Regions from separate parts of the Homo sapiens genome. Here region 1 is linked to region 2. A link is a loop called in an ENCODE intact Hi-C map of the cell type or tissue named here. Cell type or tissue: Calu3. All regions are shown on one strand. Region 1 overlaps HAPSTR1 (HUWE1 associated protein modifying stress responses). Region 2 overlaps USP7 (ubiquitin specific peptidase 7).

Region 1 (2,500 bases), 200 kb after region 2:
CCTCAAGTTTAGTCTTGCGGTAGAACTTTAAAAAAAAGCCAACAATGGGGATAATTGAGTTTTAAACTTGATGGCAATGATTTAAGTGAAGAGAACACCTGGGTTTATTTTCTGGTGTTGGAGAGGTGAATAAACATCAACAGTTGAACCTTTGATTTCAGTGGATTTCAACATGAGGGGGTAGGACTTTGAAGTATTATTCTTTTTCAGAATTCGTAAGTGCCAGGCACTGTGCTTAGGTCATTAGATGGAGATGAAAAGATATTTTCTATAGGAAGAGACGGTTGATTGTACCATGCTGTAGAAAGATAGCTCAAGATTTTTTTTTGGTTTATTTTGTTTTTTAAAAGTAAGCTTGTGCCGGTTGGGGAAGAGGAAGTGAAGTTCCTTTTTGATGGTGTTGAGTTTGAGATGTCCAGTAGGCAGTTAGAAATCTGGGAGGGCCGTTGAGCTCATTAGTCTAGTTTTGGGAAACGTGTGTGGGTAAGGTAGGGGTTGAGGATATCACCCAGGGTGACACCAGCCTTTCAGGGGCAGAAGGGAACCCCACCAAGGCGACTGAGGAGTGAGCGGAGAGTTTCAATTTCAAGGAGGGGGAAAGAGGAGCCAGCAGGAAACTAAAATGGAGAGGTAGGAGAACCAGGGAAGGAGCCTCATAAGGGAGGTGCTGGGGAACAGGTGGGCTCACTCAGGGAGTGAATGTTGGGAGAGACAGACATTTGCAAATGTTGGAAGAGACAGATAGTTGCAGGCCTCACTATTTCAGAGAGCTGCAAATTGCATGATGTTGGTAGTCGGGATACGGTCTAAGGGTGAAGTGAAGAGAGCAGGAAGGGAAGAGAGAGAAACTGTTCAAAGAGATGAGGCCTAAGAGGCAGGCTGGCCCTAGGACCAACCTGAAGCCACCTTTTTGCTAAAATACTCTAGGCTTGGAAGAGGATCAGAATAACTGAATAGGAATATAGATTACACTTGGGTGGGAGTGCCAGCTCTTGTTTACTACCTGTTGACCTTGGATGAATTAACTTTTAAACTTGGGTTTTCACCTGCAGAATGGAGATATTATAGGTGTCATAGGAAGTAATTGACATAGTACCTGACACAGGAAGTATTCTCATGTTAATGCTTCTATTTTTTAATAGGTGCTAGCCTTGGAAAGGTTGAGAGGCTGAAGAGGGACAGTTTGATTTCCTCTGACCACCAGCAGGAGGGGAGGATGTGTCTTCTGCAGGGAGAGCAGCCAGGGGGATTGGTTGGATCAGTGCAGAAAGGAATGGGGGCACCTAGAGTGCGGAGTTGAGCACCTCAGAAGGGAGGTGTGGCCCTCAGGACATTGTCAGCATGTGCGATGATAGTGGAGGCCATGGATTTGAGAACATTTCAGAGAATATTTGATGGAGGGGAACGCCAAGGGGAATGTAATAGATTTGTGATAGGAGGCAGAGACTTTTCAACTTAAAATTCAAATTTAAACTACATTTTTAGGGAGTTCATGATTAGAAAGAATGGGCCCCTGTCAAATGAAACCTCTAAGCTTACTTGAAAATCTTATAAGTCCTATTCTTTGAAAATTAATTGATAGTCAAGCAATAACAGATCCCTAGGTGAGGAGAGAATAGTGGAAGGGGAAATTCCTAAGGCAGAAGATCACTGCCAGTGACGGTAGGTTTTTAAAAATGCAACACTGTGTTTGGTGTTTCCTGGCCTGACTCATACCTTTCACAGGTTTATCCTGAATGTTTAGGAGTGGAATGTAAGTTTGGCTCTTTAACTGTGTAAGAGTTTAAGGAAAGGAATAAGTATCCATGAGTGCTGGGTATATTCTGGATTCAGTAAAGTAACTCTTTTGTTTTTGAGACGGAGTTTCGCTCTTGTCACCCAGGATGGAGTGCAGTCTCGGTTCTTTGCAACCACCGCCTCCCGGGTTCAAGCGATTCTCCTCCTTAGCCTCCCGAGTAGCTGGGATTACAGGCGCCTGCCACCACGCCGGGCTAATTTTTGTATTTTTTAGTAGAGACGAGTTTTCACCATGTTGGCCAGGCTGGTCATGAACTCCTGACCTGAAGAGATCTGCCCGGCCTCCCAAAGTGCTGGGATTACAGGTGTGAGCCACTGCGCCTGGCCTTGGATTCAGTAACTCTTAATGTTGAAAACAAAGCAGCAGGATTCTTCACAACCCTCTCCCCTCCCCACTTCCATGAAGGATTAGAGAGGCTCATGATTGAGGCTGTCCTGAAGGATATCTACCAAATACATTCCAGACCTTAGGTGATCACATAGCCTGATTTGTCCAGGGTAGACTGACTTTGTACCTCATGTCCCAGTAGAAATTTTAACAGTGACTCTTTTCGGGCTCAACAGTAATCTGTTTTGGATGGCAAGTTATGTGATCACCTTATCTAGAGGGGATGTTGGAACAAGCCCACCTAGGCCTGGAAGTGATTTCTGGCTCTCCTGAATACATCACACACATACACACTCATCAGAGGGGTCTGTTGGA
Region 2 (2,500 bases):
ACTGCCACATAATCCACAAATGATTCAAATACTTTAAAGAGAGAGAGAGAAAAGTCAAGTGCTAAAGCTTCATTTATAATGTAGCCAACACAGGTGTAAGTTATTTAAATCAGCATATTTAGGATTAGCAGAGAAGGTAAACAACACTAACAGTAACTCTCCCCCTGTAGCCAAGACTGTAGGTAAATGTGCTGTTAGCACCTTTGCTCATTGGCCAAAGGTCATTGGTATCTTTCTTAAGGACATTAAAATGACAATATGGAGGTAACAGTTAAGGTTTTACTGTTATTCGAACAAAGCACATACTGTAAAGCTATGATTATGAAGACAGCTTGGAATTGGGCAGTGTGGACAACCCCTTGGTCTCAAAAGCAGAGATGCACAAATGTGAATGGCTGGCTGATGTGGCAGAATGACAAGGAAAACCTCGATTTCCTCAGAGGTCAACACGGGGTGGGGTGGAAGTTGGTCCTGACATCTCCCCACCCCCACCTGTTCCAGGTGGATTGTAGATAAATGGAAAAGGCAAAATAGTAAAACGTAACAATTTTTTAGGACATAAAAAGCAAACAAGGACACACTATTTCCCTAAAATTAAGAATGGTAACATTAAGAGTGAAAGGGCGAGCCACATGCTGAGTGACAAGCTCTCAATCCAACACGGAATTGTATATCCAGAGTGTATGGAGAGCTCGTCCTGCTCCGGTCATGAAGGAAAAACGCAACTGCACAACACTGAAAACAGCGCTGTCACGCTCCGGACACATGCGGTACAGGACAGGGATCCCTGAAGGGACAAATGAGAGCCCCGTGATGGGCCCAGCTCTGCTGAAAGTTTACAGGCTGCAGCCCGGAGAAGGCAAACCCAGACAGAGCCAAGAAGTGAGAATGAGAGGAGCTCAAGGGAGCGGGAACCTGCTGGGCAGAGTAGCCTAAAGCAGAATGCTGCCCAGAAAGCGAGATCTGGGGATGTGCAGTTTCTTCCGAAGCTGTCAGTGAGAACTGATCAGTGAACTCGAGGAAATTACCTGGGGCAAGGAAAAGAACCAGCAAGAGGATGAGGATTGGGGGGAACAACCTTCAGAGCTCACGACAGGCTGGGAAGTCTGTGTTCCCACCAGCCACCGTGGAAAAACCGCTGAACACCTGGGAGACTCAGCTAACAACTGAAAGGATGTGGGGACAGGTTATCCCTCAAGTAAAACCTGTTCTCCCACCTAGCAAGGCTTAAAAACAAGCCTCACAGGAAGCAAATGACTTACAAGTCACTTATCTGTGCATAAGAGCAAAGGTTAGGAATATCTAACACCCAGCAAGATAAAAACCACCATGCCTGCTGTTCAATAAAAAAGTTACCAAGCATGTGAACCAGTGCAGTGGCTCAGTGGCTCACGCCTGTAATCCCAGCACTTTGGGAGGCAGAGGTACGTGGATCGCCTGAGGTCAGGAGTTCCAGACCACCCTGGCCAACATGGTGAAACCCCGTCTCTACTAAAAATGCAAAAATTAGCTGGGTGTGGTGGTGGGCACCTGTAATCCCAGCTACTCAGGAGGCTGAAAGGAGAATTGCTTGAACCCAGGAGACAAAGGTTGTAGTGAGCTGAGACTGCATGACTGCACTCCAGCCGGGGCGACAGAGTGAGACTCCATGTCAAAAAAAAAAAAAGAAAGAAAAAAGAAAATAAACATTACCAAGCATGCAAAGAAGCTGAAACCACCACCCATGATGAAGACAACAATCCTTCAATAGAAACAGATGCAGAAATCTCACAGATGACAGAATTAGTAGACAAGAGCATTATCAACTATACTTAAGTCCAAAGGAGAAGAAAGCAAAAGCATACTAAGAAGAGACACAGGGCTGGGCATGGTCCCAGCACTTCGGGAGGCCAAGGCGGGCAGACTGATTGGGCACAGGACCTCCGAGACTAGCCTGGCCTAACACAGCAAGACCTTGTCTCCAAATAATTATAATTAATTGATAAATACATAGAAAAAAAAGAAGAGATAAAGATTTTCATTTAAAAAAAATCCAAGTCAAACTTCTAAAAATAAAAAAAAATTTAAAAAGTTTGAAAATGAAACACCATGGATGGGATTCACAGAGAACTAGACACTGCAGGCAATTAGTGAAGATCAAGACAGAGCAACAGAAACCGCAGCACAAAACCCAGAGAAAGGAGACTAGGACATCTGGAGGCTGGGGGTAACCTCAGGCAGCCAGAATCAAACAACTGAAAACCAGTGAGAAGGAAAAAACCTTAAAAGCACATGGGGGGCTGGGCACGGTGGCTCACACCTGTAATCCCAAAATCTTGGGAGGCCAAGATGGGCAGATCACCTGAGGTCAGGAACTCGAGACCAGCCTGCCCAACATGGTGAAACCTCGTCTCTACTGAAAATACAAAAATTAGCTGGGCATGGTGGCGCATGCCTCTAATCCCAGCTACTTGTGAGCCTAAGGCAGGAGAATCACTTGAGCCCAGGAGGTGGAGGTTGC

What was found. Hi-C counts contacts between places; a loop is a spot of excess contacts. Peaks named below come from ENCODE experiments on the same cell type or tissue, not always from the same donor. Only the 100,000 strongest peaks of a DNase experiment are listed, where the experiment ranks them.
Region 1: it touches region 2 in a loop (2.3-fold over the local background); 2 of 110 quality-filtered maps call a loop at or near these places.

The regions. Positions count from the first base shown.
Region 1 is chr16:9,113,786-9,116,285 of GRCh38, forward strand. The region is part of intron 3 of HAPSTR1 (HUWE1 associated protein modifying stress responses); the gene reads left to right. Among named protein-coding and RNA genes, the nearest start is that of HAPSTR1, 23 kb to the left of the region's middle. RefSeq lists a silencer at 1,527-1,821. In Calu3, no CTCF peak of the experiment used is centred here; no DNase peak of the experiment used is centred here.
Region 2 is chr16:8,910,797-8,913,296 of GRCh38, forward strand. USP7 (ubiquitin specific peptidase 7) reads right to left here. Exons shown (of 31, transcript NM_003470.3): 11 at 1-31. Among named protein-coding and RNA genes, the nearest start is that of LITAFD, 30 kb to the left of the region's middle. In Calu3, no CTCF peak of the experiment used is centred here; a DNase peak (open chromatin) is centred at 1,205.